Linked DNA regions of Homo sapiens: all the other regions are linked to region 4. A link is a loop called in an ENCODE intact Hi-C map of the cell type or tissue named here. Cell type or tissue: heart left ventricle. All regions are shown on one strand. Links, peaks and the distances in the headings refer to the core of each region. The heading gives the core; the rest is flanking DNA. Region 1 holds the start of LOC105378772 (a long non-coding RNA gene). Region 2 overlaps UBE2U (ubiquitin conjugating enzyme E2 U). Region 3 overlaps ROR1 (receptor tyrosine kinase like orphan receptor 1). Region 4 overlaps LOC105378771 (a long non-coding RNA gene). Region 5 overlaps ROR1 (receptor tyrosine kinase like orphan receptor 1). Region 6 overlaps ROR1 (receptor tyrosine kinase like orphan receptor 1).

The links. A loop is a pair of places that touch in the nucleus more often than their neighbours do. Peaks named below come from ENCODE experiments on the same cell type or tissue, not always from the same donor. Only the 100,000 strongest peaks of a DNase experiment are listed, where the experiment ranks them.
Region 1: it touches region 4 in a loop (2.3-fold over the local background); 16 of 110 quality-filtered maps call a loop at or near these places.
Region 2: a loop joins it to region 4, with 5 times the contacts of the local background. A loop is called at or near these places in 63 of 110 quality-filtered maps.
Region 3: a loop joins it to region 4, with 2.5 times the contacts of the local background. A loop is called at or near these places in 7 of 110 quality-filtered maps.
Region 5: a loop joins it to region 4, with 7 times the contacts of the local background. A loop is called at or near these places in 83 of 110 quality-filtered maps.
Region 6: a loop joins it to region 4, with 2.4 times the contacts of the local background. A loop is called at or near these places in 30 of 110 quality-filtered maps.

The regions. Positions count from the first base shown.
Region 1 is chr1:64,031,843-64,037,197 of GRCh38, forward strand. All of the region lies in intron 2 of ROR1 (receptor tyrosine kinase like orphan receptor 1), which reads left to right. It overlaps LOC105378772 (a long non-coding RNA gene), which reads right to left and starts at 3,171. Exons shown (of 2, transcript XR_947458.3): 1 at 3,084-3,171; 2 at 2,093-2,289. In heart left ventricle, for the core only: no CTCF peak of the experiment used is centred there; no DNase peak of the experiment used is centred there.
Region 2 is chr1:64,241,194-64,246,548 of GRCh38, forward strand. It overlaps UBE2U (ubiquitin conjugating enzyme E2 U), which reads left to right. Exons shown (of 10, transcript NM_001366232.2): 8 at 459-540. Among named protein-coding and RNA genes, the nearest start is that of UBE2U, 40 kb to the left of the region's middle. In heart left ventricle, for the core only: a CTCF peak has its summit at 1,986 (motif pointing left); no DNase peak of the experiment used is centred there; H3K4me3 peaks cover 273 bases.
Region 3 is chr1:63,872,444-63,877,798 of GRCh38, forward strand. All of the region lies in intron 1 of ROR1 (receptor tyrosine kinase like orphan receptor 1), which reads left to right. Among named protein-coding and RNA genes, the nearest start is that of ROR1, 100 kb to the left of the region's middle. In heart left ventricle, for the core only: no CTCF peak of the experiment used is centred there; no DNase peak of the experiment used is centred there.
Region 4 is chr1:63,689,519-63,694,873 of GRCh38, forward strand. The region is part of intron 1 of LOC105378771 (a long non-coding RNA gene); the gene reads left to right. Among named protein-coding and RNA genes, the nearest start is that of ROR1, 82 kb to the right of the region's middle. In heart left ventricle, for the core only: a CTCF peak has its summit at 2,593 (motif pointing right); no DNase peak of the experiment used is centred there; H3K27ac peaks cover 658 bases.
Region 5 is chr1:64,134,923-64,140,277 of GRCh38, forward strand. It overlaps ROR1 (receptor tyrosine kinase like orphan receptor 1), which reads left to right. Exons shown (of 9, transcript NM_005012.4): 5 at 2,447-2,574; 6 at 5,187-5,355. Among named protein-coding and RNA genes, the nearest start is that of ROR1-AS1, 25 kb to the left of the region's middle. In heart left ventricle, for the core only: a CTCF peak has its summit at 2,366 (motif pointing left); no DNase peak of the experiment used is centred there.
Region 6 is chr1:63,902,673-63,908,027 of GRCh38, forward strand. The region is part of intron 1 of ROR1 (receptor tyrosine kinase like orphan receptor 1); the gene reads left to right. Among named protein-coding and RNA genes, the nearest start is that of ROR1, 130 kb to the left of the region's middle. RefSeq lists an enhancer at 3,557-4,081. In heart left ventricle, for the core only: no CTCF peak of the experiment used is centred there; no DNase peak of the experiment used is centred there.

The DNA of each region.
Region 1 (5,355 bases), core at 184-5,183, 340 kb after region 4:
TTTTGTGTGTGTGTGTTTGTGTGTGCGTGTGCATGCACTATAACATTTTGGCTTGTGCTATGAAACTCTTTTTTTTTTTCTGGTCAGAAGAAAGATGACAACACTGAATCAACTGCCAGTAACATCCAAAACCAGTTCAATATTACCCCCTGGTTTCTTTTCCTAGGAAAAATATCACAGGTATCTTCCTCCTCTTCCATTTTCATTATACAAAATATGGCCGGGCGCGGTGGCTCATGCCTGTAATCCCAGCACTTTGGGAGGCTGAGGCGGGCGGATCATGAGGTCAGGAGATCGAGACCATCCTGGCTACCACAGTGAAACCCCGTCTCTACTAAACATAAAAAAATTAGCCGGGCATGGTGGTGGGTGCCTGTAGTCCCAGCTACTCAGGAGGCTGAGGCAGGAGAATGGTGTGAACCCGGGAGGAGGAGCTTGCAGTGAGCCGAGATTGTGCCACTGCAGTCCAGCCCAGTTGGCAAAGTGAGACTCCGTCTCAAAAAAAAAAAAAAAAAAAAAAATGCAAAAAGCAAAATATGTTGTTCCTGCATGGAGATTGGGGGAGGAAGAGAATTATATTTTGCAGTGTCTTGCAAGGAATAAATACCATCAAAACACTTGAATATGAAGTTGACACTACTTTGGAATAATGTAGCCCATTGTGCCTGAAGCTTAACAGACATGACCCAAAGAAAAGAATGGTTCACACAATATCAAGAGTACTTTGTGGCAGAGGTGGGACCAGACTCCATCCCCTGGTCCTCACTGCACAGCCTTATAACATCATAGCTTCTCAAAAGTATCCTAAGATTGCAATGGAGACCAGACCAAGCAGTCAGCCCCATCAGAGCTTGGAGGATGCTATCAGGGAAGTGTATGTTTGTTTCTTCTTAATCACAGTCCTATTGTAAGCCTCAAGGATTTAGGACCCACAAAAGGAAATTCTCAATTTCCACTGCTTTTTGTACTCAACTTTTAAAGTCAAAGATGGAAAAGGTAAGAAAATAAACAAGAGACTTTTTTTAAAAAACAATATTCTGTATGACACCACTTATATGAGGTACCTAGAGTAGTGAAATTGATAGACAGAAAGTAAGATGGTGGTTGCCAGGGATTGGGAGGAAAGGAGAATGGGGAGTTAGTCTTTAGTGGGCACGAGGTTTCAGTTTGAGAAGATGAAAAAAGTTTTGGGATGGATGGTGGTGATGGTTGCATAACAATATGATTGTACTTAATGCCACTGAGCTAAACACTTAAAAATAATTAAAATTGTACGTTTTGTCACGTATATTTTACCACAGTTTTCAGAAAGTGCAACGTCCTTGGTATAATCTGGAATCTCCATACCCCTATGCACATGCATCCCCAGAAACAGGATATCGTATTCTAAAGAATGATAATAACAAATTTATGCTATTTTTAATTCACCTTAATTTTGTTGTTTTCAAAATAATTGCATATACGTGGTTGCATCTGACAGTCACCAAAACTGGGAGAAAAGCATAACTGATCTTTTATTTCACAGATGAGTAAACTGAGGCTCAGAGTTACACTGCTGACAAGTAACAGAGTGGTACTAGAACCCAGGACTTCTGACATGTATTCCTGGAGCCATGCATGATCCTGTGTAAAAGTTCTAAGTTGATACTTAACATATTTTACTTACTAATCTTAGAAAAGAGACTAACACATTTTAAAAGGATTTTCAAAAACTTGAAGTGGTTTAGAGGTTTTAAGCATGAAAATAAGTTAACTTAGTTACCTCATTGTCTAGACATCCTGATTAATGGAGGTTTTACTATATAGTAATAATAATGACAAACCCTTATATAGAACTTCACTGTGCACCAGGTACTGTTCTAAGTACCTTAAGAACACTAACTCATTTATCAAAATGTACTATTTGTATTTAAAATGTATAATGAAATTTATTGAGACTTGCATGTGCCAAACACTTTCCTAAGTGCTTTATACACTTTATCTCATTTAATCCGTGTAACAGTCTGAAGCAACAGGTAATACTAGAGCTTGGAGATGTGAAATAATTTGCTCAAGGATACATGAGAACAAGTGACACAGCCAGGACTCAAACCCAGGTCCACCCATCTCTTTACTGTGATTCAGATGGTGTCGTGTGTGTCTTTCTATTCACTGTTATCTCTAAATGTTAGTTACGTCATTCAGGCAGCTGGAGCAGTGTCCAAGTAGGGATGCTGGTTGGCTCATAGTTTACTTCTTGAAGACTTCTAATTTTACCCTGAAATTCTGGCTGGAAATTTGATTCCATTGCTGAAAATGGAAGAAATACAGCTTTCATGTTCATGCACAATTTGCTTTTTCATTTTTTTTTTTTTTTATTATCCTGAGACTTACTGTAAATCACACTTTCCCATCAGTCCTGGGGGTTCTGATTATGTTCATGGGGTCTAGCTAAGAGCAAGGGCAGTAAATTACTGCCACTTTGTTTGAAAATTTTTTTAGCCACAGTACATTAGCTGCTTTTGTTTGCTTTTCCACTGGTGGTGTGCCCATTTTTATTTCAGAATTTTTGTTTCTTGAATGTCTCATTTGTGAATAATGTAGCTTCCAAAATGGAATGATTGGAGAAAAAATATGAACGAGGGTGTCTTGTTTGGCACCTGTAAGTTTTTTAAGCATTTATAGCAAAAATGAATTATTGAGTCCCCCCTCTTTCTCTCTCATACTCTCTCTCACTCACTCATCTGCATTCTCTTTCCTTCCTATTCTCTCCATTCTACTCCATTTCCCAAAAAACAATTGCTAGATAATGACCATTATGGTGGCTAATATCAGGTAACTACCAAGAAGTGCCTTCTTCCAGGCTTCTGTAAGTATTCTTGTTTATTTGAAAGATTGATAGATCAGAGGGTCAGGGGATGTGTTTTATTGTAAGTTTCTGTTCCAAATTTCCTGACATTTTCCATTAAAATATATAAATAAATAAGCCTTTTAAAAGGAAGAAATGGAACTAATAAGAACCAGACCCTAAAGTGATGGTCAAAATGTCAAAAATAACTGCTTTTCCTTTATTCAGTATCATTAATCTCGAGGTAGATACCTACCTTTCCATAGACTCTCCCTAATAGCTTGACCTGATTCTCTTGCTGGGCTATTCACAAATAGAGTGACTTCTAAAGTGACACCAAAATCCTCAGTAGCTCTTCAGGAATTGGTGTGGGAGTTCAGTGGCAATATTTTCATATGTTTTTCAAATCACATCTTTTGGTAAAGTGATGAGAAAGGAGGCTGTGGCACACACTAGCAGTCCAGAGCACAAGGCCCCCTCATGAGTCTCCATCATCATAATGTTTGTGAGATCATCCTAAAGGTGCTAGAAAATAGTGATGCTTGTGTGCAACCTAGATGAATTTGAAAATTAACTGATTTTCCTCAAGTTTGTCAGAGTTTCTAAAGTGGCTTTGGAAAGGGTTCCATTGCACACGAAGAGGAAGCTTAAGTTAGACAATGTTTGTCCTTATCAATAATCCATACAAAAATTGTTTATTTCATTTTCTTGGACTTTATATGCGATACCTTTCAGGGAGGCTGCCTACCTCATAATAGCCCTCTGTTGTCTGATAGCTGCTTTCACGACCCATCATGAGGGGCCTTCAGCAGCCATGTTTGAATTTATAACCCTGTCCTTCTGGTGAGAGTTGATTGGACCAGGGAGAGGACACCTGGCCCAGGTTACGCCAGAGTCTCTTTCCCAGGAATTTGCAATTGGAACTCAGAGGTAGCCTGTTAGTGTTTGTCAGTTGCTGTTAGTGCCAAGAGATCAATCTGGGGGCCATAGAGTGTTGATCTTCTACTGTGTGCATAGAAAAGCCAAGAAAGCTGGTTTTCAAAGAGAGATTTAAGCAGATTCATAAAGAGAATTAGAGTCTGGGGGTGGAGGGAGATTCCTGATCTGGTTCCCGGCAGCTTTCCAGTTCTTGGTTCTCGTTCCTCCCGAAACCTGGCCAGACATCTTGCCAGAGTTTCACAAGAAACCCTTGCATCCTGTGTTAAATTCCCCATCCACCTCGTCTGCTTTTCCTCACCCTCTTACACTGGCTTGAGTTAGTTCCTGTTGCATGTAATCAAAGAGTCTTAACAAAGACAGATTGATACCTCTCTGGTGTGTATTTGATTATAGAGATGGCCAAGTAAACACATAGATGGATGTTCATACTTGCCCTTTGGTACCCTAGAAGGTTTGAGTTGGGAACAAACCTCAGAGATCTCCTAGCCTTATCCTCACATTAGACAGATATGGAAACTGAAGACTATAGACAGGTAAAATAAGTGATTTACCCAGGGTCACACAGCTAGGACTCGATCCCTAGCCTTCTGGTCCTCAGGCCAGCCAATGTTCTTTCTAGGCTGGCTCCCTAGTGCCATCCATCCATCCATCCACCCATCCATCCAGTAAATATAAACTGAGCAAGATTCTGCTACATGACAGGTACTGGGGTACATGTTTTTTGTCCTCAACAAACTCACAGTGTGGAAGGACCAAAGTTCTTTATGTTTATTTTTACTTCATTCCCTGGGGTTTCCCATCTGGAGGGCACTTTACTAACTTTGCTAGCCCACGATCACAGCGAGTTCATCCAGGAGTCTCCCAGAATATACTCCCATCATGTATTCTCTGTGCCTCTTGGGTCTATTCTTTCCTAATATTTGTGATAATCCATGTTCATATTGAATCTCCCCTGGGAGATCCTTGAAACCAGGGACTGTGTGTAAGTCATTGCTTTTACTTCCTAGCACGGAATCTGTCACAAGATACTTCTCCAATAAATGTCTGCTTTTCTAGAGAATTTACTTCACTCCTTAGAATCTCAAGTGAGAGCTGTGTATCAGTTAGCTCCTGCTAGGTAACAAACCACAACAAACATAGTAGCTTCCAGCAACAATCATGTATTATTATTCTCTCTCCTGGTTCTGAGAGTTGACTGGGATCAGCTAGATGATTCTTGTGCAGAGTCTCTCATGTGGTTGCAGTCAGATGGTGGCTGGGTCTAGGGTCATCTTAAAGACTTTGTCATTCACATGTCTGGTGTCTCGACTGAGAAGACAAAAACAGCTGGAGTCTGGAACAGCTGGGGCTGTTTCACACACAAGTGTTGTTTGCACAAGAGATGTCCAAGAGCTTCTCTTTATTCTCTCCAAGCACTCTCCATGTGGTGGCCTCAGGGTAACTGGTGACTGAAGGCTCCCAGAGGGATTGCCTCAAGTTTTTTTAAACCTGACTCTGAAGTCTCTCACACAGTGTCACTTCTGCAACATTCTGTTCTCAGAGGTCCTGCCACATGCAAGAAAGACACGATCACAGAGGTCCTGCCAGGT
Region 2 (5,355 bases), core at 59-5,058, 550 kb after region 4:
TGGGCCCCTTCTGACTGGTGGCTGTGAATCTCTTCTTTTGAAAAAACTGATCTGCTTAAGATTGTCCTGCTTCCTTAAAGTTTCAGTTTTATTGCATGACACTTAGCATGAGTAACTCCATTTTGTTTGGTCTGTTAATGCCTAAGGTAGGTGCTCAGTCCAAAACAATGGTCTCCTATAAATTTTATTTAACATGATAAAGGATATATAATGTTTTTCATTATAATGAAAATAACTTCCAAGTCATAATCTATTTCAAACAATATCTAATATTATGATGTTCCAATAAAAGCAAGTAATTTGGAAAGTTTCTAAGGATTGTAATATGACTTGAATTATATAGTGCATGTTATTGCCACATATCAAGTTAATGAGAAGTGAATGATTTTTAACTTTTAACTATTAACTATTATTAAAGAATGTATGTATAGCTTCTTTTTTTAATATTCTAATTTCAGTGCTCAAAGTTCCAAATTTCATTGGACAGTATTACAAATGGAAGAAAATGGATCTACAGCATCAGAAAGAATGGAATTTAAAGTAAGAAATATGAAGTGCCTTGAATGTGTACATTAACTTGAATTGTCTATTATTCCACTTTCTACTATCCAACTTGGAAATAACAGAAGAAACCCTTGGAAATAACAACTTATACCCTTTTCTCAGTATAAGAACAAGAATAAAAGAAATGATCATTTCTTGCTTTCATATGAACCCAGGTAGGAAATATCTTTGCTACATATTTGCTGCCAAAGATGGAGATAGGACATGATCTGCAGTGAAGAAATCTCGTAATATCCTTCCCATTATTTCTCTTACTCTCATTTCCATCATCCTTATCAACATGTGACTTAGAAATAGCTTTTTTTTTAAAAAAAAGAAAAGCAAAAAACTATATATCATCAATTAGCTTTTCATCCTTTTTGTAGCTCCAAACATTGTTTCTTCTCCCACAGATTTCTCATTCAAGACCAAATATATTAAATCTAATGAAGAAGGATATAGTAAAATACAAACATAAATTATTATATCTTTAGAAATCATTGACTCTTAGACCACATTAAGGAAGGAACCTTAATCTCATCTTTGGTCTTTTGACCCCTGAAGGCAGTTTTTCTGCTTCATCATGTTACAACAAAGATGCCATTTCAGTTCTGTGGTATTGGCTGTGTTGTGCTAGTCATTTTTTCTGGTGTGCTCATTCCAAGGTACTCTGAGTGTGTGACCATAAAGGTAGGGGAATTAAAGATCCTATTTTTTGTGTTTATCTCATTTATCTCAATTTTTAGCTCTTCAGTTTACTGTTAACCAAGTGCCCTCTTTTCTAGATGGAAATACACGATGAATAAAGATAACGTGCTGTATTTTGAATTTCTGAAGCAACTGAGGAATTGAATATATTTTTTTAAATTGAGTATATTAAAATGTAATTCCCTATCCTTTAACATCATATAGTTCAGACTGAGTTTTTCAGTTGGATTTTCTTTCTTCTGTTGATTCTGTAACAACTTTCTTTCAAGCTAAAGTAGAGAAAAGCTTTTGCATTTGATATACTTTTCTGCTTTCAGGATAAATTACAGGAAGTAGAAAGTTTTTTATCCAGCAAAATTTGAAGGAGTATAAGCATGTTTTTTTCCTGAAGGCATGTTTTAAGTTTCTTTTAGAGTTGAAGAAACCTACTTAGAATATAAGGTTAATTTTTCTTTGACGTGACTTCCTTTTTTATTTCCTTTAACAGAACTGTTTTATTTGTTTGATCATCGATTCATTATGTAATGCCAACATCCTGCAGAACCCAAAAATTTAGAAAAAGTAGAACCGTGTCATTTTCAATTTATCCATCCACTTCTACATATGGCTAAAATAATTGTGAGCTGTTTGAGTGCTGGAACATTTTTCCAAATACATTATTTCAAAGTTACAGGTCAAATTATCATGTGCATAGTGACCCTGTCAGAATAAAACCCTCACACCTTATGCCATCTGGTGGTTGATGAGAATATATTTAGATCAAGTGATATTTGCTGCTTCAAAACGCTGGTGTTGATTAGTCAAAAACTCCACTATTTAAATGCAGTTTTAAAAAGATATTATATTTATCTGCATTTTATTGTGGCATAAATATTGACTATGCAAATGTTAGAGGTATAGTAAAATCTAAAAAATCTAAAGAATGGCAAAATTCAACTTCTCTTCAAATAATTATCAAAAGTCTTGTGTTCATCAAAATACATGGGGTATGATAAAGAGGACAATTCATAGAGAATCAAGTAGAAAATGTTTGGGGATCTATGCACATGAGTAATTGGTCTATATTGTGCATGCCATATTAAGCATCTCTCAGTTTTTAATATTCGAAAATGCTTTCCTTACGCTGAAATTTCCTGTTTCAAAAAAACAGGAAATGTAAATTGAGAACCCTGTATTTGCATAGCATTGAAGAAAAAGAGAAACCTGTCTCTCCTGCTACTTCCTTCCCTCCCCTCATCAATCAATACCTTATTCTTAAGCCACACTGAATTCTTTTTTCTCACTATTATTTGGGGACCTAAGACCTCCTTACCACGTTGTACCTTCTGCCTCGGATCAGCAAGGTCTTTGCTGCTGGTGTAGAGCTAGGATTTTGTCAGTTAAAAAGTGGAATGTGGAGCTCTTAAGCGCAGGGGCACTGGAGCCAGACTGTCTGGATTTGAATTCTGGCTCTGCCAATTACCAGCTCTGTGACCTTGAGCAAGGTCACTGATTTTTTTTGTGCCTCAGATTTATCTGTTAAGTGGCAGTAATAAGTGTACCTACCTCCCAGGGAAGGTGTGAGGATTAAATAAATTAATATATGTAAAATGCTTCAAACAGTATCTGGTGCATGGCAAGCACTCATAAAGTTCGCTATTATTCATGCTTTTAAAACTTTACTGTGGCCCTCATTCAATTTGCAGATGAAAAATCTTTCTTTGGAAGCAGCATAGGGGAAGAGCATGAGCTTCAGAGTCAAACAGATGTTGGAGAAATTCTTAACCACTCTGAACTTGTTTTTTTATCTGTTAAATGGAGATAACCTTACCTATCTTGCAAAGTTGTTTTGCATTTGACGCTTATTATTTTATATATATGATTTCATTCGAGATATAAATAAAAATTATATAAAAATGTGTATATTATATATCTGTTACATATATAAAATAAAAATTAATATAGCATCACACATAGGCATTCAATAAATTTTAGTTCCTGGGGAGAGGAGGAGATGAAAGTTCATGCCACCCTACTTTTCAGAGAATAAAAACAATCTGTTGGAAACATGTAAAATTTGTCTTTTCTCAGGTTAGAAAACAACACCTATCATAACTACATTTATTGTAGTTCCTATATGCCTCTGGTTCCTTTTCCTTCTCTACTCCACCTCCATCATTTCTTCTGCCTGGTGAAGTGCTTCACAAAGATGTTGTGAAGAGCTGGCCCAAATGTCTTTTTGTAGAGACAGTCACTGACAAGCTCAGGCATTCACAGTTACCCCATCCTCTCTCTCCATATTCTCTGTTCCCATGTCTTTCAGCATGTGTGATGTGGAAATTCATCTGTTCATGAAGAGGGACCAGGGCAGGGATGTTTGTGTCCCTTTGCATTCTCTGTACCTAGCATGGTGCCTGGCAAATAGTAGGCACTCAATTAATGTTAGTTGAAAAACGCATCCTCACCCTGTTTTCTCAATTAGTATTAGGATTAAATGTGAAGAAAGTTCATTTTAGAAAAATAAAATTGAGTTGCAAACTTTTAAGGTTCATTCTAATGTAAAGATTTAGGATTCTATTTTGGGAGTTCTAAGGTGTAGTTGGAAACAGTGATTGAAAACTGGAAATGTAAATGGCTTTCATGAATATTTTATGCAAAATCTCTAATTTGGCAAGTCTTTGTTACTATTAATAGAAACATTGTCATTATAAGCAGCTCATAAATATTCATTAATCAATTATTTGGTTTGGTGTTCCTTTCTAAAGCCTTTTTTCTTTCCTATTGGCTTGAGTGTCTTTTGTATTCATGAAAGTGCTTTCTTTCCGTTAAAGGATACGAATCTGTAATCTAATCAGTAGTTTGTATTTAAGTTCTCCAGAGAAATAGTAAAAGATATAAAATCAGAAAGCAATGAAAGCTGTTCTTTCGAGTGTTCTTGGTTGTGCACATATAAAACTATGTTTGTGCCATACTCTAGCTAATGATTGCTTCTGTGACAACAGAAAAATCTTTATCAGTATTCTAAGCTTTGGCAGCTAGCAAGTTGTCTAAATAAAACTTATCAGTCCTGGTGGTGGTTTACATTCGGTGTAGCTTTAGAAAAGAATATTGCTTCTTGTTTATACCGAGTAGGTATAGAGGGAACCGGAACTAACATGGCTGAGTACTTCCTGTATGCCCGGCGTTCTCCCTTCATTTCCTAATTCATGTTGGCCATCCTGTGGAGTTGACAGTCACACGTGTAAGTGTAACCCACAATAATACCCATCAGCCTCCTTCAAAGCCACAACAAATCAACCTGTACTCCAAGTCAGACCACTTTGCTTGCCTTGTTGACAGCCCAAGACCTGATTCCTAACCTCCTTTTCAATGGATAACCGCTCCTAAGACCCATCCCCCAACCCCTGACGCCCCAGACATTCCGTAAAGGTGGAGATGGATATTATCTCTAGTTTACCAGTGAGAGAAATGGAGGCACAGAGATTAGCGAGTTTTCCTGAGGTTACTGATAAACATAAATTTTATTTGCAAATTAAAACTAAACTGTTTCTTTCTTGCCTACTAATATGTACTTAATAAAAGTTTAAATTGTTCAGGTAAGTGTAAAAATATTGCCTATCCAATCGCAAGCACAATCAAGTGTACATTTTGTGAAAAAGTTGTGTTTTTTCTCAATATTAAATTCTATTATTAAACAATGTTAGTTCTTTTTTTTCTTATATGTAAAAAAAGAACATCTGTGCAATATCAAATACCAATAAAAAAACTTTCTTATATCTGTAAATCCCACTCTGGACTTAGTTGTCCTGTCTTTTAAATTAAGAGACTAATACATATTTTTTCTACATTTCTTTGGTGTCTGATTTTGTGAGCATGTTTTAACTCACAAAAGATAAGTAATCTTTCTTTTGGTATACCTATGTTTGATCCCCTTTATATGGAAAACGTTCATGCTGAGTAGATTCTTTTAATATATGTTCGTGTTGTCCTTTCAGGGTTATTGAATTTAAACATGTTTTTTATAAGTTTACTTAATTATGTATTTAATGCATTTTTTAAGGAGTGCTAGCTTTATTCCCTAAAATTAAACCTTGACTGCCATCTTGTGGTTAACAAGTGAATTAG
Region 3 (5,355 bases), core at 157-5,156, 180 kb after region 4:
CAACATGGGGTTGGTAGTACTTATAGGGCAGTGCTATCCAAACACTTAGTAGAGGTGATAATGTAAGTAGTGAACGTAGCTCCTGACATATAGTTGGTGTTCCCTAAAGGATAGATTGAAAGATATACACACCACCAAGTTGAATTCCTCTCAGATTTGTCCAAGGCCACCCAGCCTTTCTTGGCCTTTTCTTCCATCATTGGTTAGTGTGTGTTCTTGAAGGCAGTCTGATTTTATCCTTGGCTTAAAAAGTGGGGAAATATTTAGGAAGCCTAGCCTAATGCAAGAGAACTCATCTATCTTACTGTAGGATCAAATACAAATGGTTTTTGGATTGTCCATTATTTATCTCTCACTTCTCTTCATTAGTGGTGCTAATGGAAACACAATTATCTTCATAGACTTTGTTAGTCACAATCTCTTGGTTTCTTCAAATCCCACAATAGCAAGAATATGTTGTGGTTTTTATAATCTCTTTTGGTTCCTCAAACCCAAAGAAGGACAGTGAGAGGGTGGGAGATGATTTGAGAGGGTATTTACATTCCCAGGATTTTCAGATATATTTATGATTTTATTTTTTTGGAGACAGTGTTCCAATAGAGAGGTATTCTGTCTTCTCTTTTCTTTTTTCTCTTCTCTCTCCTCCCCCCAAATCGAGGTTGTAAGTGATGTGAGAGACCTGCTGTGAACTGCTGTCACCAGATCCTGCTATGATTTCTCTTTGTTCTTAGTTCTGGAGTCATCAAGGCTACATGGAGACACGTACCTTCCACTGATATGTTTGCTCCTTGATTCAGGGCTGAGTGCCTGTTTGAGTGATTCTGGCTACAGCTAAATGATATTTCTGTTTCCAATAGTATTGTAAACTATAGAGTAAGAATTTTCTTGTTGTTGTTGGGAGAGTTTGTTTTTCTTCTTAGTGTGTATTATCTCCCACCCCACTCCTCCAACCCGTTCTTTAAAAAACAAAACAAAACCAACAAACAAAAACTTGCATTGAAGCAACACCCAGAAGGAGTGAGCAGGCCTAGGCTGGAGTCTTATCCTGACATGGTAGAATCCTGTTACTGTCTCTTCGTAGATTCATTTAAATTGTTTTGACTGATTCATGCAATCTCTCAGTCCATTGATCAAGTCAAAAGAAAAAGTATCACTAAAAACTCACAGGACTGGTGCAGGTAGAATATTCTTTATCTATGGAAAATTCATTATCCTATCTAGAAGGATGTCTTGAAATAGCAGAATATTTTTATTATGTTTTTTTTCCAAGTAATACATGGTTCAAGAAAAAAGAAATTTTAAAAAGCCACACTAATAGCAAAACTAAAATAAGCATGAATCTTAATTTTAACAAAGATTACAGTAGTCCATGGGAAGGATTGTCTGCCCATTGCAGTGGGTTTGATTGGTTTTTTTACTTGGAAGTGCTCATATTCTGGAATGTGTTTATAGATCTTGACCTTAGATACTTCTCCTGACTCAGAAATTGTAAAATGTTTTGCTAGAGTAGCCAGTGGTGAGAGACCGCTACTGCTGTATGTTGCTCAGGGCTAACCTGTTAAGAACTGGTCTCGTCGCTCAGAGAGAACCATGATGCTGATGCCAGTTTCTTGTTTATGTAAAAACATTTAAAAATGGGCAAGATACTCTCTAAGTACAAGATAGTTATTATTGAGATATGTTCATGAATAAATTAATGAGAGAGGAACTTGAGATAAAGGAAATGGAGGAGAGAAATTGCATTTTTCCTGCATAATTACTCTCTTGTTTTAGAACACAAGTAGTCCTTTGGCATATTTTCAAAGTGTGGTATGTTTCACTTTTGTTTAAACTTGTCAAATTCTCAATGTAAAAGCCATTTAAGACTTTTTTTTCCTTCTTTTTTGAAGGTTGCTTCTTTTGGCCTCTTAAAGATAATTAAGAGCTGTAATTTGTGAGGATTTTGATGGCATTTTTTGGCAGTGGTAGTGCAGGACAGGATACATGAATCATAGCATCTGCTTATTAGCAAGGTCTCATAGATCACTTGTCCAACTTTCCACCGGGTGCTGAGATGGTTGGTCTCTGTTATCTGTTCTTCCCACTTCTGCTGGATACATTCTGGGAAAAGAATTTCATTGATGAGTGAGCTGTACTTCCACTTCTGAAGTACAAAAGTTATTAAGCTAGGGAGCATTTTCTCCATTTGACACCTACAGGCCACTCAGTAAAAAAGCAAATGAATGATGAATGAGTAAGGTCCCTGGGCTGCTTCCTACTTCTTCTTAGAGTGGTTAAGGCCCTCTTGACATTTTTGGAGGATGATAAATGTGTGCCCTTGAAGTTTCCTTGTCCAGGTCAAACAGCCCCAATTTCTCCATGATCTTTGGACATTGCTTCCACATTTTCTCTCCTTCTTGCTCTCCACAGGGCAAGTTTCATTTCATCAATTTTTTTTTGTAAAATACTGTAAAGATATCTGAATGAAGTAGACCAGGTATAATCTGATAAGCATAGAGTATGGTGGAGCATTTCTTTTAAGGTTCTGGGTATTGTTATTATCCTACTAATGGAACCAGCATTTGCTGGACCTTTTGGGGCCACCATGCCTTAGACAGGTAGATAATGGAATGGCATAGAGAACAGCCTGAAGCCGGCTGTCTTGGTTTGAATTCAGACTTACCATTTATGAAATGTTTGACCCTAGGCAAGTTGTTTAACCTCTCTGTAAACTTGTCTTCATTTGTAAAGTCAGGGGTAATCATAGTACTTATTTATACAGTTATTATAAGGAGTAAATAAATTAGTTTGTGCTGAGTGCCTACAACAATGCCTGGAGTGAAATAAGCACTCTGTGTTAGCTTTTATTGAATTTACAATGAAAAACGTCCAGGTCTTACTATCTGAAGTGCAGTTAGTTTTTTCAGCAAGGCTTTAGAATTAGACAGGGCTATGTTTAAATCTTAGCTCTGCTGTGTGTTTTGGGGGAAATTACTTTGCCTTTCTAAGCTTCTGTTTCCTCGTCTGTGAAAAGGGCATTAAAGAATAAAATCAGTTGAATTTCTGAGCCCTAATTAAGAACCTTGAGGGCAGAGCCATGGTTTACACTTGCTTTTTTTCTTCTTTCTTAACTTTACCTGGTATGCCATGTTTATAATCACTGCTAAATTAAAATAGTAAATATTTAAACTGAGTTTTCCCTTCAGTCTACCTTGTAGTAGAAAAATTAAATACTTCTATGTTACTTAAAACTGCACACTCACAAGTTTATGGTGGTGTATTGATTGGTTGTTCTGAAGAATGTATTCTGCTTGCCACCATGAACTGGGCTTCAGAATAAATAGGCTTCCTTGATCACTTCTCTCCTCATTAACTACTGTCTGGAATTTAGAGGGAATACAAAGTCTGGTAGCTACATTGCCTACTAATCTTGCAAATGGCCTGTGAGGTGGGTAAGCAATCAGGTGAGTGACAAAGGTTATAGTCAATTTTCCTGGCACTCTGGGATTTATTTTTGTGTCCTTGAAGTTTTAAGCAAGTGAGTTTTGAGGTTGTTGAGAAAGTGGGAGACTATATTTTAAAATGGTTTATAGTTATTAATGTTTTCAAATCTTGGTGGGATTTTAAAGGTGGGTTAAGCTGCGAAAGTGAATGTAAGTTAAAGCCAGTTAAATAGAGGAGTCCCTCGTTCATTCTGTCTTTGGTATGCTTAGGATTTCATAAATTTTATGGGTTTCAAAATCTTTGCCTTGTTTTGAATGTTTCTAATAAGATGGAGTGAAGTGGCTTACACCTCATGAGACATGGAACAGTTATCCAGGAATGCTGCTTGGCACACATATAAAGAAAGCACTGGTCTATTGATTCATAAAAAATGTGTGACTGATTTTCCTGGGACATGTGCATTATTTTCACAGAAGAATTTCATTTTTTACTTCCTCCCACCCTGTGCATCACTTGCACACGTTTGCAATTCATCAACTCTGATTTCCAAAACTTCTGCCCCCTCTTCCCCCAACCACCTCCATCCAACTACCTAAAGTGAAATATATTAGATGGAGAGGAGGGAAATTTCCTTAAATGCCTAATTTTTATGTCTGTAAGGGGCATGGTGAATTTGAGAAATGGTCTGAATGTTAGCCCAGATGACTCAATGCAATTATGAAACAAATTGGAAGCTGTTTCCATGAAAGAGTATGTATGCATGTGTTTCCACGAAAGGGGTGTGTGTGTGTGTGTGTGTGTGTGTGTGTGTGTGTGCGCGTGTGTGTGTGAGAACATGTGTTTAGGTCAGTTCTTTCATTCGTTCTCTTTCTTCCTCTTCTTTTTGTCGTTTCAAGGCTATGTTTTAGGTTGGCTATACAGCAATGAGGTTGCACTACACAGCCTCATCCCCTAAAGCCAAAATACAGCAAGTAGAAGACTGCTTAGCTCATCCAGTGAGAATCTCATGTATTATATTCTTACTTGCCATTGAGTTGCCAGAAAAAAAATAAATAGCTTTGTCTTAGAAAGCAATAACTTTTCTGCAATGAAATAACATTAAACAACTCTACCTGGTATGCCATGTGCATTGTTTTTCCTTTCTTGGAAAGGAAAAACTTTCTTAGAAAACGAGGGCACACAATGATTAGCGCTAACTTTCTCTTTCATGTGTCCAACTTAAGATTTTCTAGTGAGGCAGAGTTATTTCCCCTTACATGCTTGGTTTAATGGAAAGGGCCTGGCTTTCAGTTTTGTTCATATTCAGCTACCAAGACCCAATCAGTTAATAACTTTGCCCAGAGTTGAAAGAAAAATTCCTCTGGGTACAGAGTTAAATTCCTCTGCGTGTGGAAGGCCATAGTGGTTAAAAAGTTAGGCTTCGGAGCCAGATCAACATAGATTCAGATGTGCCTCTGCTGCTCAATGTGTGATGAGGGCAAATTGCTGAACTCAAGTCTCAAGTTTCCTCATCTGTCTGATGGGGATCATAACGCACATCACCTGACGTTGTAATAATTGCCTGACAATGTGTATAAGGCACTCGTGTAAGATCTGGCACTTGGCAAGAGTAAAATGCATTTTAGCCTATACTTTTTACTCTTCATTTGTAAAATTGTGGTAAAGGGATTGGCCCTGGAGGGAGTAGGGTGAGGTGGCATTTTCAGGAAGGTAGCACAAGGTTACAGGGAGGACAATAGAAATGTACAGGATGGCTGAAGACTCAGTAAGTAAATAGCATTGCTTCTTACAGCAGGCCGGAGGAGATCTCTATATTTTTCTTTATTAGAGAAAATTTAAGGGATATTGATTTTTAAAGGGAAGATTTATATTTTAATTTTAAAGAGGAAAATTTATCAGCTCCTATATATTTATTAGACATTTTGGGGGGGA
Region 4 (5,355 bases), core at 278-5,277:
AATAGCAGGGCACCCATGTGCAGGCATTTCTCCACATCCCAGGCTTTCCGATTTTACCTTTGTGCCAGGCACTGTGATAAGCACTTTCTATGGAAAGTTTGATTGAATCCTAAAAACAAGTAGTAGGTTAGAATAGGTCAAACTGGTTTAATACTTACAATTTCATATGCTTCTACCGTATACATGAATTAGGTCTTATTATTTTTTACATTGTACAGATGAAAACTCTGAGACATGAGAGAGTAAGCAACGTAATTATGGTCTCACAGACGGTGTTTCTCAAACTGTAATGTGCACTGGGGACCTTGTGTAAGTGCAGATTCCGATTCAGTAAGTCTGGGGACCATTTGAGATTCAGCATTTCTCCAAGTTCACAGGTGGTTCCTGCTGGATGGACCACATGCTTTGAGTAGGTGATTTGAGTTTATCTGACTCAACTCTAGAGCTGAGATGGGGATCAGGTAAGGAGACTACCAAACAAGCATCCTGTAATATGTTAATGTTTTTCATAAAGGAACTTTTCTTTGATCCAACTTTAGTGCCTACTATACATTGAGCATATGATAGGCACACATTTGCCAACCAGAAGACTCCAGGATCTTTCTCTTTCATCTCCCTCCCTCCCTTCCTTCCTTTCTTCCTTCCTTTTTTCATTCTTTTTCTCTTTCTCTTTTTTTTTGACTTCTCTTTTCCTTTGCTCATTATAAATTCATTAAATTTTTTTCAGATGCAAGTAATGCAAGTAGCAGAAACTGATTTTGGTTTAGTTGAGTCAAAAGGGTAATTAATTGGAAAATCTTCCAATGTGGGCTCACAAAATTTCCAGAAAGTCTGGAAGACCATGTTTGGAACAGAGGCTAGAGCCAAGGTGTATTAGTCAGGGTTCCGTAGAGGGACAGAACTAATAGGATAGATGTATATATAAAGGAGAGTTTATTAAGGAGTATTGACTCACACAATCACAAGGTGAGGTCTCACAATAGACCATCTGCAGGCAGAGGAGCAAGGACACCAGTCTGAGTCCCAAAGGTGAAGAACTTGGAGTCCAATGTTTGAGGGCAGGAAGCATTCAGTGCAGGAGAAGGATGTAGGCCAGAAGACTAAACCAGTCTACTCTTTCCATGTTCTTTTGCCTGCTTTTATTCTGGCTGCGCTGGCAGCTGATTAGATTTTGCCACCCAGATTAAGGTGGGTCTGACCTTCCCAGTCCACTGACTCAAATGTTAATCTCCTTTGGCAACACCGTCACAGACACACCTAGGAACAGTACTCGGCATCCTTCAATCCAATCAAGTTGACACTCAATATTAACCATTACAATATTACAATATTAACCATTACACAAGACAACTCCAGAGGGCCAAGACGCTTGGAGATGCTGGAGCCCCAACTTTCACTGCCTGGAAGGTGCTATGTCTGGGGCATGGCCTCCTGATGGAAGCATGGACTCTCCAGCCAAGCTTATCCCTGGGTCTGTGCCCTTCACCCCCACAACTGCTACTATAAAATAACTGTAATGACCTTTCAAGTTTCACCATCCCCTCATGAGTCAAAGAGTATTCAACTGGCTGATGTTGGCTTACATGCCAGGTTCGTGGCTGCCAGGAGACCAGGAGAAGGAGGCAGGGCACTGTCCCTTCAAGCTACCCACAACAGGTGTTCCCCTAATGGAAAGGAAGATTGATGCTAGACAGTACAACCTGCAAATGTCCATCACAGCTATGCTGACTAGTTTCTTTGATTCTGCCTTCTAGAAAAAAAAAAAAAAAAACTCAGCTGCCCTGCAATTACCAAGAACCTCAAAGAAAAAAGTGAAAAGCACAGCCTGAGAGTCTGAGAGCCTAATGACCTTGATTTAAACAATGTCAGGCATTTAATTCTGCTCAGCTACAGGAAAAAGAGGAAAAGGGAAAAAATAGTTTTTACCCTGATTTTAGAATCTGCTGATGAAAATTTTGAAGCACTTCTTGATGACGAAACCAAATGTGGCTTTCTGCAGCTTGCCACCAGCTGAGAGACATATAGAAAATCTCCCTCTCTTAGCCAGGCGCGGTGGTTCATGCCTGTAATCCTAGCAGTTTGTCTGGGAGGCCAAGGCGGATGGATTGCTTGAGCTCAGGAGTTTGAGACCAGCTTGGGCAACATAGTGAGACCTCGTCTCAAACAAAAAAAAAAATTAAAAGAAAATCTCCCTCTGGAGCTCCCTTCCTTTCATGCTTTAATTAATTTCCACATACATGTATTCAATGAACATTTATTGTGTAACTACTCTGTCTCCAGACCTGTGCTAGGTGCAGAGGAAACAATGATGAAAAATAGAGTTCCTTAGGAGAAGCTCTGATGGAGTGAAATTGTAGGATATGAATATGATACAATGAAAGTAAGAGTTGCTGTAAAATTAGTCCTGGAGGGCCCTGAGAATTGGGGAAAGATTTTTATTTAGGTGAGTAAATCGAGCCTGCCACCGGCTGGTAGATTTACTGTTGAAAACAAAATGTTCTTAGCTACAAAAGCAGCTGAATATTTTAAAGGCAAAAAGCTTCCACGCCCTAGCCTTATAGAACAAGTCACCTTCCATTTGTCACCAGTAGAAGGCGACAACACGATGGATTAAAGCTGGTCCTTAGCGAAGGAAACCAACAGGCAACATCTGACTTCTGATGTAAGAGCTGGAAAAATAGTCTGGCAGTAAAATCTTTTCTTTCTTGCTTGCTTGCTTTTTTTTTTTTTCCTTGTACAAAGCTATTTCAAAACTTTACAATCTGTTCTCAGGGAGTAGGCCCTTATGTTATTGAGGAAGGAAATTCACATAAAGAAATCAGGTCCAGTGTAAAATCAATGGGACTTAAGCTACAATAAAAGTCTAGGGGACCAAAAACCTAACAAAAATATTCCTCACTGTTAAGATATAATGTGTCTCTATGCACCAATTGATTAACAGTATTTATAGAGCAACTACTTGGTGGCATTCTAGGGACTCAGGGGTGTTTAAAAAAGGTAATCCTTCAAGAGAGATATGAATTTCAATTTTTTTTTTCTTTTAAGCACATGACATTTTTATTTTGGGCTGTACTTTATAAGGTATGAAAAGTAAATGGGATTTGCAATCACCATTTCTGCAATGTACCTTTGGGCTGCTGGTTTATACAAACACCTCCATACTAAAAAAAAAAATGCAAAATTAATTCTGTAGTTGAGTCATCTTATTAATCAACCAATTAATCAATACTGCATAAGCACTCATGTGTTGGGATACCGAGGTTTCAAAGGCACGTTTTCTGTTCAGAAGGAAATTGTGATCCAGCTAGAGAAGAAAAACATAGGAACAAACATGCTATTTAATAACAAGTAAAGGGCCTGGCGCGGTGGCTCACACCTGTAATCCCAGCACTTTGGGAAGCCAAGGTTGGTGGATCACTTGAGGTCAGGAGTTCAAGACCAGCCTGGCCAATATGGTGATGGACTGAGACTGACTCAAAAAAAAAAAAAAAAAAAAGAGATAAATAATATGAGGATTGCCACTTAAAAGGCACTCCAACATATTGCAAACTCTGTGAGACCAGAGACCATGTTGACTTGTTCATCAAACACCTTTTCAAAGAGCTGGCATTTAGCATAAGTTCTAAGCATATTTACAGAGTCAATGAATCAACACACAAATGAATAAATACCATCTAAAGGGTAAAGAATAATTCATTAATGAAATAATATGAGGGCCAGGCATGGTGACTTACACCTGTAGTCCCAGCACTTTGGGAGGCCGAGGCAGGTGGATCGCTTGAGGTCTGAAGTTCGAGACCAGCCTCGCCAACATGGCAAAGCCCCATCTCTACTAAAAATACAAAAATTAGCCAGGCATGGTGGTGGGTGCCTGTCAATCCCAGCTACTCGGGAGGCTGAGGCAGGAGAATTGCTTGAACCTGGGAGGCAGAGGTTGCAGTGAGCAGAGATCCTGCTACTGCACTCCAGCCTGAGTGACACAGCGAGACTCTGCCTCAAAAACAAAAAACAAAAAACCACCAAGAAAAAGAACCAAGTGAGTGGTGGTTTGGATGGACAGTTGGGTGATGGAAGGCTGTCTAGAGCAGGGGGTGAAGCATGGGCTTTCAGATCAGGGGGTACCACCTGTGCTTGGGGATGACCCTGGGCAAGTCATCATCCTCACTGGGAAGCCAGTGGGGCTGGGTTTGATCCTGGATGCATGACCTAATCTCTGTGAGAATCTGAATAAGTTCACCATTCTGAGACTCAGGTTTCTTGTCAGTTCAGTGAAAATGATAGTAACAGTACCAACTTAATGGGGTTGTTGTGAGGATAATCTAGATAATCCATGGAAAGAATTTAACCCACTGTGTAGTACACGACTAGCTCTTATATTGATGGGGATTTCATTCCCTTTTCTGTAAACTGGGGATAACAATAGCCCACATTTAATAGGCCTCTTGTAAAGATTAAGTAATAAATGTAAACACATTTTACATTTATTACATATAAATAATGCATGAATGTAAATTGCCAAGCACAGTTCTTAGCATACAATAAGTATTCAAGAACTGCTGCTAGTGAAAGTAAAGACCGCTTATGCCAGGGTAGTCAGGGGAGGCTTCTTGGAGGAAAAGAGGCTTGAAGGATGAATCATCTTTGGAAAGAATACAGATGCAGGCATTCTAGCAGGGGCCCAGGCATATAAGCAAGTTATGGAGATAGAAATATGAAAGATGTGTGTTCGAGAAAAAACAGAATCCCTAAAGCAAGCACCTCATCAAATCAGAAACTTAGAAAGGCCATTAGACTTATGGATGGTCACACTTGCAGCAGCCAAAATTGAGACTGGGTCATGAGATGAATCACTTCAACAAGCCACTTCCCTCTCTGGGCCTCAGCTTCTGGGTTGGTAGAGTTAGACAGGAGTGGTTCCTCATCAGGGACTCTTTCAGTGCTAACATTCTGTAAATACAAGTTTGTTCCCACAGTACAGTGTGAGCACACATGTTTATGCAACCCCAGAGGACTTTAAAATTGATGTGTGAATGTCTTCAGTGCTTATACCATGGAGGCTAGGTTTCCTTCAAGCCATTCATTCATTCATCCATTTTTCTAAACATTTACTAAGCTCCTACTATGTGCAAACACTGTTATAGATGCCAGGGCTTTCTAAAACCAAGATCTGACTGCATCCCAGCCCTGCTTAGATACTTTCAATGACTTCTGGTTGACAAGTGCAAACTCCAGGCCACATAACCATGTCCTTCCCTATTGCCATGCCTTGCTTTTGTTCCTGCAGTTTCCTCTCTCTAGATTGTCCCTCCAAGTCATCTAGACTAGCCAGCATCTAACGATCCAGACTCCTTTAAA
Region 5 (5,355 bases), core at 70-5,069, 450 kb after region 4:
ATTTTTAGTAGAGATGGGGTTTCACCATGTTGACTAGGCTGGTCTTGAACTCCTGACCTCAGATGATCCACCCGTCTCGGCCTCCCAGTGTGCTGCCAAGGCGATTCTCATAAGGAGCCAAGACAGAACCACTCCCCAGCAGATAACAGTACATACTGGTTTTGGGGTTTTTTTGTGTTCTTTTTTAAAAAATCTGTCTCCCAGGAGACTGAACAGGATAGTAGGAATTCTGGGAATAGTCAAAAATTTAATACACCTGCAGTTCTAAGCCTTTGATAAGAAATGTGCAGCCAAGGAATTGCATTCCATTTTATTCTGAAAAAAAGTATTCAAAGAGTCTTTTTAAGAGTCTTGAACTGGAAAGGTGGTAAGAAGTTTAGCCTAAGCCTCACACATAAAATATGGGAACTCCCAGTAGGTTGGGGATTTATATCTGGGGGTAATTCCAGGGTTTTGTCCTCCCAAGAGATATAAATTGAAGCCTTGAGAGTTTAATGTGGGGGAGAAAGAAGTGTTCTCATAATGACACCTTAAAAATCCAGGGCTCTGCTAATGCCTAGGGATAGAAAAGCATCATCTGTAATAGCAGGGGGGTGGCATGGGGGTGTATTCTGGTCTCTGTACTTAGGTTTCCAAGATCCAAGTGTGGGTCATCAAGAACCTTCTTTCTCCCCATAGGTTTATGGTATTAGTTACCCAATAAAAGTTGGGTTAATTTTACAACCCAAGTAAAATTTAAGCCAAAAAGGCTTCAGCATTACTCTAGGATTTATGAAAGTAAACATGTGGAGTGCTTGCAGGATTGTGCAACAGTAAAATTTCAATGTCTTTATGTCAGGTATATGATATATTCATTTGTATGTGTATTTAAAGGTTAAGTTTTTAAGAGCTTTGCAACACAAACTATTTTCAGTACTAAACTGAAGATACTTCCCCCACTTTCACCTTTAAAATGATTCTTTTAATGAATGGGAGTAGAGAGAAGCAGAAAATTAGTGTCCTATCAGGTGATTTTTCCACTTGGTTTGCTCCTATACTTTGACTTTCTAGACTCCTACGCTAGACCTTCAAGCTGGGAAGTGAGCACCACAGCACTAACCGCAGTGCCTCTTACGATGTGGGAGCTTAGTAAATAACTGTCTTTTAAATAAATGTCCCTTTGGTCATTGTAAATACTTTAAGAATAGCCATATATTATCTCTACAATTTAAAAAAGCTTTTACATTATCTGATGGGATCATAATGACTTTCCCATGTAGGGCAGAGAAGTCAGTTACTGTGTCCAACTTGTAGATGAGAAAATTGTGGCTCAGAGGGCTCAGACAGCTTGCCTAAGGATGCCCAAATGTTAAACTCAGGAAGAGAATTTTGTTCTCCTGACTTTGCTCTGAGGGATTTTTACTTAGAAGAAACCAAAGGGGAAAAACGGTGTATTTTTTTTTTTTTTTTTGAGATGATATATTGAGGAGGAGCATCCAGGGTTGAAGTCAACTTATACACGTGGCAGGCAGACTTTGGTTTGGCTATGGTCTGCCTTTGAGAAACAGCTGGATGTTCTGCACTCGAGGGATCTTGTGCTCATCGTAGGCCCTCGTGGGAGATGGTAGCCTCTGCCCTTTCAGGTTGAGCCTGCCATCTTGGGTCTTCATCTCCAGCCTTAGATCTCCAGTCCTTTTACCTGGCACATGAATCATGTCATTTCTGGTGTCCCTCTGTCTTCAAGATGAAATCTATTACCCCTCCTTATAAAAAAAGTCTTATAATTTTGAGGCCGCAAAATTTTAATAAGACTATTTTTTTAAATTGTAGAGAAGCATGAAAGCAAACTTTCCATGGACATTTTCTCTAGATTTCCTTGGATTTAGTGACTCAATTCAAACTCTCCAGACTATGGTTTGCCCTGGTCCTCTTTGGGCAGGGTAGAGATAATGGAGGTTCAGCAGTGAAGAGTCACCTAACTGGGCTACCCTCGGGTTTCTTTCCAGCTGCACCCAGCTTCTCACCCCATGGATCCCCCTAATTGACGTGTCAGTTGGAGTGGATCTGTTCGCCCACGCCTTTGTAGCAAATGAAGCAGAAATAATCTGTGCTTAAAAAACAAAAAACTGTAGAACATGTGCCCAGATTTCCAACTCATTTCCTCTTTACTCCTATAACTACATCATCTTCCAGCCCACCACCAGCTGCGAAAATAAAAGCATTTTCTCCCATATTTAAGGATGATTTTGTGCTTCAGGATGACTTTCTGGGGGTGTAGGAAACTTGACCAATGTGACCAACAGATGTTTTAAGAACTGAGCAAAAGCCCAATTCCTTAGCCCAGTCTTTTGTATATTGTGCCCAACTGTGCCCCCTAGTGACTATTTAGGGTATCGCGCAGTCAGAGCTTGCTGTGCCCTGTATGTATGTGGTGCATCAGCTAATGTCTGTCTATGCTTTCTTTCAGAGATGAGTATGAAGAAGATGGATTCTGTCAGCCATACAGAGGGATTGCATGTGCAAGATTTATTGGCAACCGCACCGTCTATATGGAGTCTTTGCACATGCAAGGGGAAATAGAAAATCAGATCACAGGTAGGTAGCACCAATGAAATTATATTTGTCCCTTGAATAACTATTTTTCTCGCCAAAAGTTTTATTGAGCTCCTCTCTTGACAAAGGATTAAGCTCAGCATGGAGGTTGGGAGCAGGACCATAAAAAAGCATGAGACATGATCTCTGTGCTCTGGAATTTACATTAAAGTAATTTATTGAAGGTTGCTCTTAGAGGAAAAGGAAGCTTTGTGAAATCTCACATTCATTCAAACACTCAATAAATATTATTAAGTGCTTTCACCGTACCAGGAACTGAATCTGAATGGGAGAGGTGATGGTGTGTAAATAAGCCAGGTACGTCTCTGCCCTCACAGAGCTTACTGTTTAGAAGCAACATGATGTCGACTGAGAGGGGATGAATTTAGAGTTTAGAGTTCTGGACACTCATCCCAGAACTATTATGACAGTGAACTTTGGGGAAATCGCTTACTTTCCCAAAAAGTCCCCTTCTTCATCTGTGAAATGAGTGATGAAGCAAGATGACCATTGGTCTCTTCTTGCTCTAGCTTTCAATATTTCACTCTTCATTTTTCTTAATTGAAAGTATCCTTTTGATAGAAATCTAATAGCGAAGCACTTACTAGCACACATGAGTTAAAGTAGCATAGGCTGCCTCATAGGATTTTGCACGCATCGTTCTGGTGGTTACAGCAGCTTTGTCCCCTTCCATTAGTGTAGTTATGATGCCTCTGTGTCACGTATCCTTTGCAATCCATTCACATTGTCTTCATGACATTCTAATGAGGTTGCCATATCTAGCAAATAAAAATTCAGGATACCCAGTAACATTTGAATTTCAGATAAACAACGAATAATTTTTTAGTATAAGTATGTCATAAATATTTATCTGAAATTAAAATGTAACCGTTGTCTTTTTCTTTATCTGGCAACCCTAGGGTCTAGGAGAGGTAAGAACAAACCCAAGGCAGAAACATAGAACAGCAAAAGGCCCAGAAGCTATGTGGAAGCTATGTGCTATGAGGAATGTGAAGGAACTGAGAGGAGGCTGGGGGGAAGAGGGAGGAGGACTTTTTTTTTTTTTTTTTGAGATGGAGTCTCGCTCTGTCACCCAGGCTGGAATGCAGTGGCGCGATCTCGGCTCACTGCAAGCTCTGCTTCCTAGGTTCATGCCATTCTCCTGCATCAGCCTCCTGGAGGACTTTTTAACCAACCAAAAGAAGCAACTGTAGGAATAGGTAGTTGCCATTTTCTGAAGCCCTCATTTCAACAGGAAGAGAATTCTGAAATTTCAAAGAGCAGTAAGACTGACAGGGAGGAGCTGTTAAACACCCATTTCAACCTAATGTAAGAATGCCTTAATGTACTTTTAACTGAATATCCACAAAAGCAAGTAGACATTTTGGGCCAGGCACAGTGGCTCACTCCTGTAATCCCAGCACTTTGGGAAGCTGAGGTGGGCAGATCACTTGAGGCCAGGAGTTCGAGACCAGCCCGGCCTACATAGCAAAACCACATCTCTACTAAAAAACAATACAAATATCAGCTGGGTGTGGTGGCACATGCCTGTAGTCCCAGCTATGTGGGAGGCTGAGGCATGAGAATCCCTTGAAACTGGAAGGCAGAAGTTGCACTGAGCTGAGAGCGTAACCCTGCACTCCAGCCTGGGCGACAGAGTGAGACTGTCTCAAAAAAAAAAAAAAAAAAAAAAAAAAAGTGGAAGTTTTGATGTAAATAATTGGTAACCTATTTATAAAAATCCTCTCTTGGAGATTTCTAATGGGTATCAGCCTGGTGGAAAGTTTTTTTTTAAATTCATTTACCTTTGTTTATCCCAGCGTTTCCCAAACTTGTTGGCTTGTTTCTCAAGCACTATTCTATTTCACATGATTAATGTTCTGAGCAACATACTTGGGGAAATAATGTATCAGCAACCTCCTAGGTTTCCTTGTGAGGTGTAAGCTCCTTGTCAATAGCGGTATTCAAAGGTAGGCTGGTGCGCTTTTTGTGCATCTTACCCTACTAGTAAGAGATTAAGCTAAGGAACCACTAATATTCGATGATACACATTGGAACAATTGTACTGTGCTCTTTGAGAACTTCCAAGTGAGTTGCCTCATTTTCAGAAGATGGAGTAGAAAGTATTCCAGCCACAAAGAAATTAAGCAAGTTACCCTAAGTCATCCAGCAACTCTTGCCGTCCAGCAAGACACAGAACTGGATCCTGTGCTCAGGCTCAGCCACTGCGGAAACAAGTTCTGTCCCTACAGCTGTCAAATGTTTTAGAAGCCTCACAAAACTAATAAAAAGCACCAGATGAAACACAAAGTTCGATTGCTTTGTAGTAAAAAATGAAAAATATATTGTACTTTAACTTAATTAATTTTTTTATTAGGAAATGGTACATATGTAATTTAATCCTGTTTTATTAACTTTGTAGTCAAAATGGTTTTTTTCAAGCCAGTGAAAGTAAGCTGCTTAGACATCTGAAATGAATCTCCTTCTCTGGGCCTTGTCTGTTTCAGCACGGCGGATTCCTTGCAATGTGTGTTTATATCTGATATCCGTTGACTAGATAACCAAAGAAGATAAACCCTGGCCTCTGGGAGTTAATAATTGTGTTTGTTTTCCAGCTGCCTTCACTATGATTGGCACTTCCAGTCACTTATCTGATAAGTGTTCTCAGTTCGCCATTCCTTCCCTGTGCCACTATGCCTTCCCGTACTGCGATGAAACTTCATCCGTCCCAAAGCCCCGTGACTTGTGTCGCGATGAATGTGAAATCCTGGAGAATGTCCTGTG
Region 6 (5,355 bases), core at 244-5,243, 210 kb after region 4:
TACAATCTGCATTCAGCTGTGAGTTCAGACACCTGAAAAGTATTGGCTTAATAAGTTATGGAGAGTTCCTAAAACTCATGTTTTAATTCTCTCATGTAATGAAAACAGGAGATAGGCAGTAGACATTTCCATGGAAACTGACATTTCCATCCCATAATGTCTTCTGGGACCCAGACACCTTTTCTGTTTCCGCCAGTCATCCTTAGTGTGTGCTTCTCATCTGTAGTCCTAAGTTTGCTGATCCTCCTTCTGCCTCACGTCCATGTTCTTGTTAGAAGAATGAGATGGGCAAAGTGTAGGCACAAGCTGAATCAGCCCTCTTTCAAAAGCTTGCTCAGAAACCCTACCTAGTCACTTCCCAGTCCATCTCATGTGCCAAAACCATGTCACATGACCACCCTCAGCTGCCAGGGAGGCTGGAAAAAGCTTTTTAGCTGAGCACATTGTTGCCCCCAATAAAATCAGGGTTCTGTTAAGATAAGGGAAAAGGAGGGGCTGGATATCAGGTAGGAGTCTACTAATCTCTGCCCTATCAGCTGGGAAATAAACTTAATCGGCAGTTAGCTAACTTTTTTGAATGCACCCTCCCTGCCTTTTCTTCATTAAATCTTCACAGACCTAGGTTCAGATTAAAGTATATTTTCTTTAGTTGAATTTCGGGTTGGAGTGCCAGGGATATTTCTCCCTTCCACTCCCACTTGATGATGTCATTCATTTGAAATATAGTTGGGTTCATTTATTTAGTTTGTCTTCCATTTTAGGTTTTTTTTTTTACCCACTTCACTGATTTTATTTATGTGTTTGTCTGTTTATGTGTGAAACATTCATATGTTTTGGAAGTCAGAATGATACAAAAAGAAATACTCAAAGACATGTCCCTCTCATCTTCCTTCTGCTCCTTTCCACCCTCCCATCATTTCCACCTCATTCCTGCTCACCCCATGTCCATAGGTGCTCAGTCTCATTTGTTTCTGGTTTAACTTTACTGTATTTGCTTTTGCAAAATGTGCACAGATTATATAACTATATAGCTATATAAGCATATATAAACATAACTATATATATCTATATAGTTGTATGACATATAGATATATTTTTATATATAGATATATTTTCTCATTCTCTTTTTTTCTTACACAGCAGGTAGCATACTTTAGATATTCTTTACTCAAGAGTCTATGTAGATAGTTATAAGAAACGAAATAATCATGAGACCAGGGAGAATGACAGGTGTCCAGTAAAAGAGGTAAAACCAAACAATACAAGGGAGAGACCTCTGCTTAGGAAAGGTTTTATGAAGGAGGCTGCATTTGAGCAGAGTCTTGAGAATGGGGGATATGGCAGGAAAGGGAAGGATTTTTCTAGACATTGATAGAAGAGGAGAACAGTCAGGGAATGGTAGGGAAGCGGGGCCAGGTCAGGGGCATCAGTTCAGGGGAGCCCCATGATGGAGCTGAAGAACTCAAGTCTCTAGGGAAGAGTGTGACAAGATTGCGATGATACAGGAAGTGAAATCTGAGTGTTGTGTGCTTTTTGTGGATTACGGGTTTCTAGAGAATTTAGACATCATCTAGTGATTCATTTTAAACTGACGTTGTGTGCCCATGTTATAGAGGAGGAAACTGAGGCCCAGATAAACAAGGATCTTGCTCAAGGTCTCATAGCCAGATGTTGGCAGAGTTGGAAGAGCCATGCCCTTGACTCACAGTCCCAGGCTCTTTTCCTCAGGATTTCCCCAGGATGTAAGGTGGCCCCTGTGCTTCATAGACCTGGCAGTTTTTCCTTTGCCAGCTTGTGTCTGGACTTCTCAATTCATTTAGTCCCAAGTCTCCAAATCCAACCAGACTAACAGCAACTTTAAACCAGCCTGTTATGAATTGAGGTGTGTCCCTTCCTCCTTCTCTTTAAATTCGTATATTGAAGGCCTAAGCCTAACTCCTTAGGAAGAGACTATATTTGGAGATGGGGCTGTTAAACAGATTAAGTTAAAATGAAGTCATTAGGGTGAGCCCTAATCCTATTTGACTGTTGTCCTTATAAGACGAGGAGATTAGGAAACTCATCCCTACAGAAGAAAGACCAGTGAAGATGCGAGGAGAGGACAGAAGACAGCCATCTGTAAGCCAAGGAGGGAAGCTTCAGAGGAGGCCAACCTGCTGATATCTTGATCTCAGACTCCTAATTTCCAGAATTGTGAGACAAATTCCTGTTGTTTGATTCTGTGGCACTTGGTTATAGCAGCCCTAGCATATCAGCCCATGCCTTAACCTACATTTTAACTGGCTCCTCGTGGGATCGCACACCCAGGCTGGTGTCTTAGCTCCTGCTTGTTACAGCTCCTCATCCTTCCTGTTGTTAAGAGCCTTCCCTGGGCCCTATCTTATGTCACCTACTCAGCCACACTGCTTCAGAGGCAAGAGAGTAGTGGAGGGGAGTTTGTCTTAGTGCAGAGAACATGGAGGGCAGATTGGGAGTCTGATGGAGCCACTCACTGGCCAAGAAAATAAATTGCCTAACCTTCTGGATTCAATAGTGCAGTTGAACTAGGAATCTCTGAAGCCATTTCCATCTCCTCAATTCTATAAGCAATGTGGACACAAACTATTTGTTGATTTTAAGTGCATACTCAGGGATTTAAAGGTATTTTTTAAAATTATGCTTTTTAGCTTTTTTAATATTCTCAAATGTTTTGCCTTACTACAGACCTTAATATACCCAGGATATTAACAAGTTTTAAAAATCAGGTGATGGGATTATGAGTTTTAATTTTCTTCCTTATGCTTTAAGTTCCTCTGTATGTGAAGAAAACTAATCAACTTTCTAATGCAGATGGTAATGAAACAAAGGGTATACAAGTTTATATTAATTGACATATAGCATGCAGAAACGGATGTAGTTTTTAAGATAATAAAATGTGAAAACACTAGTTAAGTTGAGGATGGAAAAAGCTGTCACAAGATATCTATAATCTGTTGTTTGGGTCATGGCAAAGCATACATGGTAATAGACATGCACCATCATGGAAAAGCTCATCCTATTGACGTTCTAGCTTGACCTTAGGAAGAAGAAGGTGCAGATAAGAGTCTAACTTAAAATTAGAAAAAAGGAACTAAATTCAAAAATTATAAACAAAACAACCAAATAGTCTCATAAGAAAAATGCGAAAATTTTGCTGTAATTTATAGCTCAATTCCTCAAGTAACAGGAATTTTTAGTTACTTAACTCGATAATAATTAACATAAAATAATGTACTTGAGGTTATTGGGACTTCATAGATCAGGGAATATCATAATTATTACTGATAATTAGCTAAATGTAATCAAACGGTTCCATTTAGAATGTTTTTAGGTAATCTGGATTCTTGTTATTTCCTATAGACATTTTATAAGCAAAGGTGGAATACAACATGCTTATAATATGGGGAAGAACAGATCTTGGCAAATGGGATTGTTTTGAGGCCTTGTTCTAGGGCACTAACCAAAACAAACTAGATGAAAAATCATCCACCTCTGTGAACGTTTCAGAGTCAACTGCCTGTTCTACACACCCTCAGCCTCATAGATACGGGTCCTGATAACCCGAAGTCCTATGCTTTGGTATGGATTACAGGAGTGATCTCTCCTCCTGTGTCCTCTTTTGTAGAAAGCAAGGATCATTTTGTAAACATCTGGTTTCACCTCAGAAGCGCACGTGCTATCAAGATTTGTGTGTATGTGTGTGTTTGTAAAAGACATTTTATGTATGCCTGCGAATGACCTTTCCAAGAATCTTGCACAGCTTGTGGCTATTCAGGCCTGTTCCATGGATTTTTCTTCAATGCAAATCCAGCTGTGTCAGTTCCCGTAACCCCTCCTGTGCCTGCTCAAGGTTAAGCGCTGCAGTCTGCTCTTTAGTAAGTGTCCAGAGGGTAATTACCCAGGTGCATCTGGGTGGGGTTTAACCCCTTTCACCCCCACCCTGTCTGCCAGATTCATGGGGGAGATTCAGATGTGCAAGAGAGGCAGTTAGTGAAATCAGTTCCCTCTCTTGGGGTAATTTGATCTTGTCAAACAATGCTTTTTACAGAACATATGTGCTTTAGTTTTATTTTAAGTTTCTGAAATACCATTCTCCATTTTGCTCACCACTGAGGCATATGTACAAATCCAAAGACCCTCTTTTGTTACACGTGAAACTTTATTCTTATTTTTTTGTCAAAAGAAAAGTCCTAAGTTTCCCAAATCCAAAGCAAAGTGAATGCTTCAATATTACTTTATCCAGAGCCACAGGCAGGAGAGAAAAGTTGTGAAAATCAATTCAGGAAAGACCAGGAGGAAAACAAAATGATCGCCCCAGAAATGAATATTTAACTGTTGTTTGTTGGTTGGATTTGGGAGAAGAGAAGGTAAAATGGTTTAAAAGGCAAAATATTAAACTGCTTAGATTATGGACAGCTCTCTCCACAGCTTTCGCCCCCAGATACTTTGGGTCTCATGATGCTAGAATATCTGTCGTATCTCAGAGGCTAGGACATTCTAGGCTGAGAGTGGTTGTTATAATATTTTGCCCAGGAGTATGGTGTGGGAGCAGCACGTTGGACAGGGACTTGGCGATGTTGGCAAATAATAAGCATGGGGCTTGGGCGGCCGGCTGGTGATTGCTTAAGCCAGGCAAATTACTTAAGCTTTCTGAGCCTCAGTTTCCTTCTCTGTAAAGAGGCCATTGATTCCCACCTCCTGGGGTTATTTTAAAGATGAAATGAAACCAGCTATGCTAAGTGTTCAGTGCTTGCCAGGCACATTACACTTAAGTGGTAGCTGTTATTTTATTATTTAAAAAGATAGCTTTGCCACAAACCAGATATGTGACATTGAGTAAGTCAGGCCATGTAGGTGGCTGGGCTGTGGTTTTCTCATATAAAATGTGAAATTTAGAGCTATAGTCCCTTCTACTTCTAAAGTTCACTGAGCCTTTGAATCCCCTCTTAAGCATTAGTTCACTGGAAGAATAGTTTCTGTGCCTAGCAGTGTGCAAGGTTGCCAAAGTTCAGATTAAATTCTTACCAGGAGGTTACTAGAACTTGAAACACTTCTTGTGCATGGATTTCAATGTAATTAATCATTTGAAAGGTGAAAACATGTGTTCCAATCCTGGGCAGTGACTTATCCCAGTGCCCAGGTGAGTTACTAGCAAATCTTAGGTCTTGGGCAGTTCTTTTTGTCCTGATACCAAAGCTAGAGAAATAAATCTGCTTTATGGCTCCTCAGTCTTATTTATGAATCAAAAAATCCTTTCATATCCAAAATCTATATTATTCTGCATCTGAAACTTTTCTGATCTTCTTCACTCCTTTACAATAATATTATCTAATGCAT